Linked DNA regions of Mus musculus: region 1 is linked to region 2. The links are chromatin loops, found by intact Hi-C in ENCODE. Cell type or tissue: heart. All regions are shown on one strand. Each heading gives the region's core, and the rest is flanking DNA. Links, peaks and the distances in the headings are about the cores only.

What was found. Hi-C counts contacts between places; a loop is a spot of excess contacts. Peaks named below come from ENCODE experiments on the same cell type or tissue, not always from the same donor. Only the 100,000 strongest peaks of a DNase experiment are listed, where the experiment ranks them.
Region 1: a loop joins it to region 2, with 2.7 times the contacts of the local background. A loop is called at or near these places in 4 of 42 quality-filtered maps.

The regions. Positions count from the first base shown.
Region 1 is chr9:84,110,436-84,115,821 of GRCm38, forward strand. All of the region lies in intron 9 of Bckdhb (branched chain ketoacid dehydrogenase E1, beta polypeptide), which reads left to right. Among named protein-coding and RNA genes, the nearest start is that of Gm26146, 75 kb to the right of the region's middle. In heart, for the core only: no CTCF peak of the experiment used is centred there; no DNase peak of the experiment used is centred there; H3K27ac peaks cover 771 bases.
Region 2 is chr9:83,953,760-83,959,145 of GRCm38, forward strand. Bckdhb (branched chain ketoacid dehydrogenase E1, beta polypeptide) reads left to right here. Exons shown (of 11, transcript NM_001305935.1): 3 at 1-22. Among named protein-coding and RNA genes, the nearest start is that of Gm29163, 18 kb to the left of the region's middle. In heart, for the core only: a CTCF peak has its summit at 3,377 (motif pointing right); no DNase peak of the experiment used is centred there.

The sequences.
Region 1 (5,386 bases), core at 150-5,149, 160 kb after region 2:
GAACTGCAATTAAAAGCAATTAGTTTGGGTTGATGACTTTCTGTGATTTTTTAAGAATGAGGTTAGCGAATGTACTCTCAAATGCACAGAATTCTCTGTGCTCTTACTCACATGAGCTGTTGAACTTAAGCAAAGCAGTCTAGCAAGAAGCATTTCAGTGTTTGAGGTTTGGGGTTTTCCAGACCTTCAGTGTGTGTTTCTCAAGATCAGGGAACCCTCCTGTCTGTCCAAGGCCACTAGTGAAGCAGAGGACAGGCACTAATGTACAGAGTATTCTATAGCTGTGCTATATGTGCACAGTCGGTAGTTCTGAACCAGCAATTGTGTGGCGGGCAGATTGATGTGCGAACACCGCATTTACCACACCGGGACTGCACATTTGCTCTGCAGCTGTGTTTAACGGTTATCAGTTTGGCGTGCAGCGTGATTATTTTGGAGGGAGAACACACACTTCAGACCCCTTTTGGCAGTGCCGAAGTAACTGAAGTACCTGCTGCTGAGATGAATCATATGAGCTTAATTAGATTTGCTACGTAATTAGCCTTGGAGGGAGCCTAGGGAACATCCTTGCGGGTTGGTGATTCGTTATGTCAAAAGTAAGCTTGCTCCTTTTGGAGGCTGGGAATCGAAAATGATGAGATTTGGATGCATTGGAAACTCTGATTCATATATGCACACGTGTGTACATATATGCACTTAGGCATGTGTGCACATATCTATGTATGTGCAGACACAGAGAGAGACAGAGACAGAAGCAGACATGTGTGCTTTTAAAAGTGAAACTTTTCCAGGAGTGGCTGGAATGTCTGCCCCAGACAGCTAGGATTTGTTTGCTCCGTGCAGCTCTGTCTGTACATGGCAAGGACCACTTGCTGGGACTTACATACATGTTCAGCTCGCTTCCTACTGCTAAGGGGAGCCCACAGCTCCTTAAGAAGGACCCAGTGTCAGCTGCGGGGGCCTTTCGCATCAGCATGGACTGGGGTTGGTGTCTATGCTCTGAGACAGGGACCCTGTGCTACACTTTAGTTTACACTGAATTTGAGATTGTAATTTCAGTGTCTTGCTCTATTGCCTGTTGTTTTGATTGTTTAAAAAAAAAAGATGACTTAATTTAATTCTCAAAAACCATTAATTTAAATACTTTAGAGATATTATTCTCTAGTGGTAGAGTCCTAAAAAAAAAAAAAGTCAGTCAAGTGTGGAGAACAACTATAAAACATTTACTGTGAGGAGGTTAAGTTCTATTCCCCAATTTAAGGCAAAGCCAGGCTAAGACTTGCAAACTATGCATATTTAAAGTATTTTGCCAGCCTTTCAAAAAGTTGTAATATTTTAACCAAAAAACTTAGATAAATTCATCTGGACTATCTCATAAATAAAAAAAAAATAAATAAATGAAAGGGGGCCGGTTTCCTTTTCTTCTGAAGTGCTTTGTGATTTGAAACTCACTATAGAAACCATCCAACTTACGTCGATGGCTGCGAGCTGGAGACAAGTGTGATCTCACAGTCACGTACTTCCCACCAAAGCAAGCTGCTCAGAGTTAACTTAAAACAAATCCCTCCCGTGCACACCATGCACATCGCTTCAGAAAGCATCTTTAAAAAAAAGAAAATCGTCGAGTCTGCACACCCACTTGCTGTGATTCTGATTAAAGAAGGCTGCCCAGTCCCCACTGTCTGAGCCTTCTTCCTCAGTACAGACTCCAGTCCTGCTGCTGCTTGTGAGAGTTAAAAAGGACAAAATCTCAGTTCGCCTTGAAAGAAACAAATGGCTCCTGTTGCCAGGTGCAGCAGTAGCACTAACTACAGAATCGCCTTGGTCCAAGCAAAGAGCCTTTGAGTACGAGAGACTCTAGTCTTTCATGATGCACCTGCGTCAAGTGAAACCTCCCCCCTCCCCAGGTTTAGGTGGACAGCAATGTGTGTGTACCTGTGTGAGGATGGAGCCATCCCAGACTCACTGTCTCACTTGTCACCACCACAGAGATGTTAAAAGGATCAAGGCAGATCATATAGATAGTTAATGCTAGTGCATTATCAAAAAGGAGTATCTGTTTAGTTACTGTCTAGGCTAGGTTAGTACTTATCAGCTTCTGTGTATACATGCTCCTTCCTGGAACTCATAGGCAAATGGGCAGCTTCATTTTTCTCCCCTCTGTCTTTCTCCATGTTGTTTTTCTGGCTATTCCTTGCATGTGTTGAGTATATGGGAAATTGAGGCCATTTATGCCTTGACATAATGAGTGGTATGTGGATCCCCGTGGCCTCTGGCTGGGGGTGGGGGTGGGGATGGTTCGGTACTTCCTACTTTAGCCACAGATCTTCATTGGAGGTACAGATTTAATATATGGAAACCAGTCCCTAGCAAGTAGGATTTAAAAGAATAAAATGGTGGTAAAGAAACGTTCTGATCCATCTAAACAAACACATGAATATTACCTTTTATATCACTACTGTTTGTTGGCTCACCTCAGGCTCCCTGCTAAGGGTGCCTTCCGTCAGACCTTTCTACACTTAACTATATAAGTATTAGGAGCCAGATGTCAGCCGCCAGCCACCCCTCTGATAAGTCTGTGGTTTTTATCCTCTTTGTTGGACGTTTATCTGCACTGAGCAGGCTGTACAGCTGTGCTAAGGCTGCGTGCAGAGCCGAAATGGTCTTATCAGCACCTATTTTCTCAATTACAGAAAAAGCCATGGATTTGAGCCATCCCCTGACTCCTGAAACACTAGCAGGAAAATGTTTGCAAATTCGTAGGCATTCCACGTGAAATGCGTTTTTGTAAGAAATAACCAATTTTAAGGGCAGAAACATCACTAGAGAAAAAATTTACTTTGGATTCTGCGTCTTATTTGAGTTAGATACTAACAGTCACTGCAACAACTAGATTTGTTTTCACGAACAGGCTACACATAGCCCGATACAGAAGTCCTGTGCATCTGATAAGGGTTTTTACCTGCCCCTTGCAGCCTCTGTCACACATCCCTAACACAGACTTCATCTATTTAGTGACTAAACTTTATGAGTAGCAGCAGACAACAGCATCACATTTCTGACCAGATATCTGCCAAATGATTGATGCCAACATGTAACATTTATTTCTGCCAGGCTTTATGGTTAAAATTGACGTCATCTATCTAGTGGTCAGAGTCAAACTATTGCAGAACAACTCGGCCTAATGTAGTCACTAAAATCAAGCTTGAAAGGTTATGTTGCTATGGCACCCAGAATTAACTTGTTAGAAAAGTGTTTCATTTCATAAAACATTGACATTGTCTGTTGGCATCATGCATATATTGTAAAGTGGTCACTCTCCCCTTTTCCTTGTGTGTGTGTGTGTGTGTGTGTGTGTGTGTGTGTGTGTGTGTGTTTAGCCAACTGTTTTAACATTTTTAAACATAAACAACAACACATAAATTTAACATCAACACATAGATTTAGCATGTTTAAAGAGAAGGAAAATATTTATTTATAAACCATGATAGCTTTTCAATACTGATTTTTGAAATAACAAATATTTTAGCCACCTTTTTAAAAATCCAGTTTCTTGGTTTTGTTTTTGTTTTTTATTAGAAAGACGGGGCAGTTCTAGAGGACCCCATCTGTTCTTTTTAGTTTCGGTTTATGGTTAGGTTTGAAACTTAAGAACAGGTTACAAAAGTCGGAGAGTGCCGACTGCTCACTAACTCAGCAGGTCAAAGCCGAAACAGTGCATCTCCCTGAGAGGAGACAAAGGTCGCCTTAGCTGGGATGATGCCTGACATCCGACATTTGAACATCTGGTGGTGGTAGACTGCGACCCCAAGAAATTTATGGAAAAATGTGCAGAAACACGGCTTTTTGCAATCACCTGAAGTTACTTTTCAGGAGGATTTTAATTTGTCGGTGACAAGCACACAGGAAATCCTACCTTATCGAGAACAGAGCTGTTTGCTCCCGAGGGGACCCCCGAGCTGTTGCCGGCTTATGTTTATCATTATGTGTCCACATCTTAAGGAAATTTCTCCTTCCCGTGCCGCTGCTGCCTCGGTCCGTGCTCTTTTCTATAGGAAGAATTTGAACTGTAAAATTTGAGAAGCTTTGGCGTCTGTGGAAATTTGAGATCCTTGCCTTCCCCCCACTTTCCTGCATATAACATATTTAAACAAAAGCATTGCGTCCCAGTGCGTTCTACATGTCAAATTGCACATACTTTATCTCTAAGGAGTCTCAACCTCGGACTGCAAAATTATGAAGCCCAAAAGCCCCTTCAGAGTCCAGTTGTCATCAGTAAATGCGCTGCAGGGAGATTTAATGAGGAAATTAATTTTAAGTCATTTTTTTCTTACTCTACCATTTATTGAAAATGGTGGGCATCGTAGCTCATAGTTCACGAATACGGGGACAAGCCTGAAGTAGGACAAAAATCTTTGCTGGTTTTACCTGGGAAACCAAAGAGGTATTGATGTAGTGCTAGGTTTTATGTTTCTGATGCCTAATTTAGAATTCATGAAAATTAAAATCAACTAATATTTTTAAATTTATGGGTCCTTAGATCATCACAGTATAGTGCCATGTTTTTAAAAATATATATGTTATAAATGAACAAATGAGTTATCCTTATTTTCTTTTCATCAGCTGTTATGATAAAATAGCAAAATTTAGAAAACTAGCTTAGGAAAACAGGAATCTAATATCTAACTTATAATAATTTTGGGTTAGTAGGAGGCACTGATTCAATACTAAATTTTGGTTTTAAAATTTGTGCTACTTCATTTTCTACAGGCAATATGTCAAGAGTTGTTGAGATTTTCATATCAAGATGTTAATATTGTGGCATGTTGTGACTCTGAACCATGAAATTTTTTTCTTTTTTCTCTTTCCTTCCTTCTTTCTTTCTTTCCTTCTTTTTTTCTTTCTTTCCTTCTCTCTTGCTTTCTTCCTTCCTTTCTTTCTTTCTATGTTTTTCTTTTTTTCTTTTTTTTGCCTATTTAATATCATCTCCAACTGGGTGTTAGGTAGCTTGGCTGTATCCAGGGAAACCCAGGAATACCGGAAATGGTGTTTGTTTCCAACTTCAGAAAATAACTCTATTTTAAAAATAGAGTTGGAATTTAAGTAAATATGTATATGCTCAGAGTTTGAATAAAAAAAAAAAAAACCTCCACTAATTGGGGATTCAGTTCATTCTTTAAGTAGCTCAAAGAAATGTTAAAAATTTTCGTATCAACTTGCCAGGGGTTTGCATCAAGGATAAAACATGGAGTCTCAACAGCAGACGCTGAAGATGTGTCTGAGAAGTTGTATAATAGAGACCTCACATTTGAATTTAGTTAAGACTGTGATTTTACATTTTGAAATTTGCTGAGAAAGTTTGGCTTAAGAATAATAATTTTCAGCT
Region 2 (5,386 bases), core at 253-5,252:
GTTGGTTTACGAGACAAATACGGTAAGTTACTAGCTACGTAAACAGCATTCAGTAGAATACTTAAGGATCTGGAAGATATAAGACATGTCTGAAACGGTGCTGTATTATTGTTTGGTTGGGTTCCTTTTATTTTGGCAACACCCTGCGGAGTTCTATGGGCTGGGTTTCTCCAAATCTGACCTAGCTGGACTCTCCTAATGTAGTTTATACTACACATATCACAAATTGCCAAACAGTTCACAACATGGATTGTTGCATCATTCATCTATCCAAGGACCCCTTCCTCTTGCCATCACTGTCGTCAAGCTCAGCCCCGTTGTCTCTAACTCAAGATTCTGCCCATTTGTCTGTGTTGGTAAGAGTGGGTATTTTGTTGATGTTGGTGGTTGTGGTGGTCTCAATATGCTTGGCCCAGGGAGTGGCACTATTAGGAGGTGTGGCCTTGTTGGAGGGAGTGTGCCACTATAGCGGTGGGTTCTGGGACCCTCCTCCCAGCTGCCTGGGAGACAGTCAGCCCTCTCCTGGCTGCAGTCGGATCAAGATGTAGAATGCTTAGCTTTTCCAGTACCCTGTCTGCCTGCACGCTGCCATGCTTCCCAGCTTGATGATGATGGACTGAAACTGTGAACCTATTAAGGCAGCCCTAATTAAATGCTGCCCTTTATAAGAGTTGCCTTGGTCATGGTATCTCTTCATGATGATGGAAACTAACTAAGACACTGGTGGAGATTTCATTTGTATTGCAGCATTGGTTTGCATGGTTGTAGAGATCTGGCCGGTCTGCAGGGAAGCTCACCAGGATTCCTACAGTTGAGTCTTGAAGCCAAATTTAGTTTCCTTTGGGAAACCTCAGACTTCAAATCTGGGGAAGACCAGAAAAAGCCCATTCTGTCCTGTGAAGTGTTCTCTGCTTAGAGGACTTAAAAGTTCTTCATAGCCAATGGGCATCTCTGCTGCAGTGTCTAGAGCTGTGTTTGAGTAAATGTAACTGCACTGTGGCCTGGCCAAGGTGACACTGAAGTCCACCAGCTGCGGCCCCTTCTCTGAGCCTTTGCTCACAGCCAATCTGTGTCTCTTGCATGGCACACATTTCCTTTCTACAGGCCGATTTCATTGCCTTTTCACTCGGAGGTAGAGCCGTCCGAGCTTACCTTGATTCTAAGAATGCTCAGCCCTCTGACTCGCTAATGAATGCGTTTCTTCTTTTACTGTTAATGATGCGTCTTAGGTGCCCCATGCTTTATTTCTTCATTCACTCTTGCCTAATCTCAAAGCAGGTACATTCAGGCTTAGAAGTTGATGTCAGTCATCTATCTGCCCGTGGCTTCTGCCCCGGAGTGCTCAGGTGTGTTCTGAATGGGCAGTGAGGGAGGTTAAAAGCTTTAACAAAAGTATTGTGTTTCCCCATTGCACCATTCTTGAGGTCCGGGGTATTGAGTTCCGTGTGGTGTACTGAGAACAGTCAGCATGTTTGTTTTTTCTGCCACTGATAACGGGGTTCCAATCCTCTGCTTCCTCCTGGCTGTGTGTTCTGTGAGCCTTTGAGAGTGAAAGAAGTTGGTTAGAAGGCTGTCTTCTGTACTGCAGACTCTTAGCAACTTTTAAATCTTTAGAGAAAAAAAAAGAGAAACTTTTATACATTTGATTTCAGAGAGATGAGTGTGCATTGTATACTGTTTCAGGACATATAGAGGAGAGGGTAAGCATCCTTCAGGTATTTCCAGAGATGATCACTGGGCGCATCGGAATATTTGTACCTGGAGCATATCTGAATAGGTTTGTATATATTAATATTCAAAAGGTAGAATTGTGCTGTTTTACAACTTGGTGTTTTCTCTGTGTGGTGCAGCTTCTGAGGGCACTCCTTCTTCAGCTGACTCAGTGTGATGTAGGGGACAGTTTTCCTGACTCTCCCCACAGGTCACATGTATGATTCTTTACCGAATCCATTCTATGTGGGGCATTTCATCCACGTTTTCTCCTGTTGTCCTACTAGCAACTTCTGACTTTCTTCCTCTAATTTATACCTCTACCCTGAGCTTGAGAGTCATAGATTGACTATTCTACCCCAGATCTTCATGTTAGAGTCCCACAGTATGCTGATTGTCAGCTTTCACTCAACTATGCAGATTTGTCTGCGAGACCTGAGATTTGAGGACCTTAAAGGATGGGGCAGACCACAGTCTAATGCTGTAGACAATTTTAGTTCAATTTCAGTGAACTTTGATACATGAATGTAACAAAGACAGCAATGATCTAAGGAAGGTTGTTTGAGGTCAGAAATTCATGATCAGAAAAACACATAAATAAACACCAGTAAGCACGCAGTTAGATATTAACAGAGCAGCCATTTCTCAGAACTTTCTCAGGACAGACAGATTTAAACACAATTGCCTGGTGTATGCTAGAGATTATATCTGGGAAAGCGTGAAAGTGAGGCAGAAGGCCAGATCCAGAGTCAGGGTCTTTCATCTGGACATCTTTAGCTTTAGCATTGTGTCAGAGTAACTCGTAGCGCCAGTGTGCAAAGGTGCTGTGGGTTGTGTGTTCAAATCTCAAACAGTCTGTACTTGATGGGGACGGACAGTTAAGTTACTGCTCTGTGATCAAGTTCTGTTTTCAGAACTAAAAGGTAATGTGGATGTTGGGGAGCTCACAGAAATATTTCTGATTCATGGCATGAAAAAGAAGAAAAAAAAAAGAAAAAAGAAAGGAACAAACATACAAAAATCAAATAAATACTTCAAAAATAACCTCTGCTCTTTTGAGTGTACTCCAGGAAATTTTCAGTTTCACATAAACATGTCTGCTTACCATTATTTTGTGGAGTTTAAATAATTTATACAAACAAAAACAAATTGTAAAAATAAAGTTGAAGATACTGTTTTTTTTTTATGATGAGCTGACTCTGTTGGTTCTCGACAGCTCGACACAAGCTAGAGTTATCTGAGAAGCGGTAACCTTGACCGAGAAGATGCCCCCATCAGACTGGCCTGTGGACACACCTGTGGGGCAATTTTCTGGATTAATGATCTGTGTGGGAGGGCGAAACCCACTGTGGGCAGTGCCATCCCTGGGCCTGTGGTCCTGGGTTGTGTAAGAAAGCAAGTGGAGCAAGTGTTGGAGAACAAGCCACTTAGTCAGCTTTCTCCCATGGTCTGTGGCTCAGTTCCCGCATCTCGGTTCTAGCCTTGAGTCCCTGCCCTGCCTTCCTTTCATGCAGACAAGAAGCTGTAAGGTGAGATAACCCCCTTCCTTTCCCAGTTACTTTTGGTCACAGTGTTTTTTTTTTTTCCCAGCAATAGAAAGCAGCCGGAGATACCCAGCTTCCTGTTCTGAGAAGCCTTGTGCGTATAGTGCAGAGAGGCTCGTGGCCAGTAGGTGGCAGTCTGTGCTTTTCAATGAGAGCTGAGCATTGTGCTGGTGTGGAACCGTGGCTAAGTTTTTTGCATCCATCAGGAGGTAAAGATGGAAGTTTTGCAGGTTTACTGATGTAGTATTGGAAAGCTGGACGCTGCTTCGTATCACCGTGAAAGGGCGGCATGGTTAGAGCCCACACTAAACGGGGAGCTACAGGTTTGTTTTGTACTCAGATGGCCGGGATGAGTGGGAAATAAAAAGCTTCAAACCGTTTCTCTTTTCCTTCCCTGTCCTTTGATAGAACAAACTGAGTGTCTTGGAAATTAAGAGCAATGGAATGGTATGTCCCCAGCAATTCATTGTGTACCAAATGGCAGCTTTAAATGTGGTGGGCGCTGAGATCTGTCTCAGAGCAGCATCGGATGGAGCTAGCAGACTTCCAGGGAAGCAAAGATTGAGAGAATAGTTTATATTATTTAGTTTGTGGGGAGAAGGTACTCTTCTGTTGAAGGCCACGTGCATATGCAACAGTCTTCTTTGACCCTGTGTGCTAGGTGTATGTCTTCTATGAAACTGCTGTATGCATTTATAATTTTTTCCTTTAAAAATATATTTAAGTTAGCACACAAAATAACAGGTTTCTTAATGGCAACGTTTTCATCCATACATAGCTTTGGATGATTCTGTGCATTGTCCCCACATTTTCTGGCCTCCCCATTTCCCTTCCCCTTGTTCCTGCTTGAACCCTCCCCTCACCAGAATCCTCACTTCCACTTTTATACCCCATGTCTTCTATTTTCCTCCCCACCCCTCCCAAACCATCCCCCAACCCTACCCCTCATGGCCCACTCTTCAGTTTTCTGGCCTCTACCCAAAACCCCTCCACATAAACACAAATAACTCCTAAAGCTACAATCTGCACAGTGCCATTCTGCACTGCTATAAATATTGCTGGGCTGTGTTTCTTAGACTCTCTTTGGCCCACTGACTGCAGGAAACTTAGGTGAGACAGAGAACTTGAAGGAGTCTCCTGCCCGGCCGGCATCTGCCTTTTCTCAGGCACTGGGGATTTTCCATTACTGCATCCATACATGTGTGGCTGCTGTAGCAGCTTGGAGAGCTAATATAACCGCTTAGCTCTTCTCTTCTCTAACACCAATGGAGTTTTATAACCAGATACCTTAGGATGCTGAAGTTGGGAGGGAGAAGAAGGATAATCCTGAGGCGAGAGAGAAGATGCATCTTGCGACGTGCCTGTGTTTGCCAGTTGGCTTTTGGTATCTGTCCTCACTCGTTGGGTGGAGACGGAAGGCCAGGAGACTCCATGGACTCTCCTCCACACTTTCAGGCCATCTTTTGTGCTTTCTTCTGGTCCCCCTCATGCACTGCTCTCTGAATACCTTAAGCACTGTTGAATATTATTTTAAGAAGCGTCTTTTCCAGATTAGTTTCAAACCTGGAGGGGCATAGGCATAGCTTTTTGACAGGTCCCAAACTTTTCTCTGAATAATGATATTAATATCGTCAGCATAGCGAATGGCCTTCTGTTGTACATTCCTCCTGCTGAAAGGCTCGTCTGACTGATGGCCTTGCTCTTGGACTCAGTGACAAGCTTGCACTGCAGGACAGCGGTTGGTGAGATGAGGGTTTTGGTGCTAAAGAAAACCCTTATGAAACACCTTATGAAAATATGAATTCTTTGGAGAGATGGAATATATGATTTGTTTGTCTTATTGAACTGTGTGCGTGTGTTGTCAGTTTCTTATGTTTTTGTTCAATTGGTGGAATTACCCTCAGAAACGAGATGGAATACTGTTAATCTATACTTCATTTATAGTGACCTGTTTATTTGCTTTGTTGATTTTTTTTAATCATTTTCTTTTTTTTTTTGTTACAAATGACCACTTTGGAATCTATTAAAATTCAAGTTGACAGAAGTGGCTACCATATTTTAATTTCTCAAAGATTAAGTGAGCATTCCCTTAAAGGTACTTCTGAACAATGAATGGTTCAACAAACAGCGTT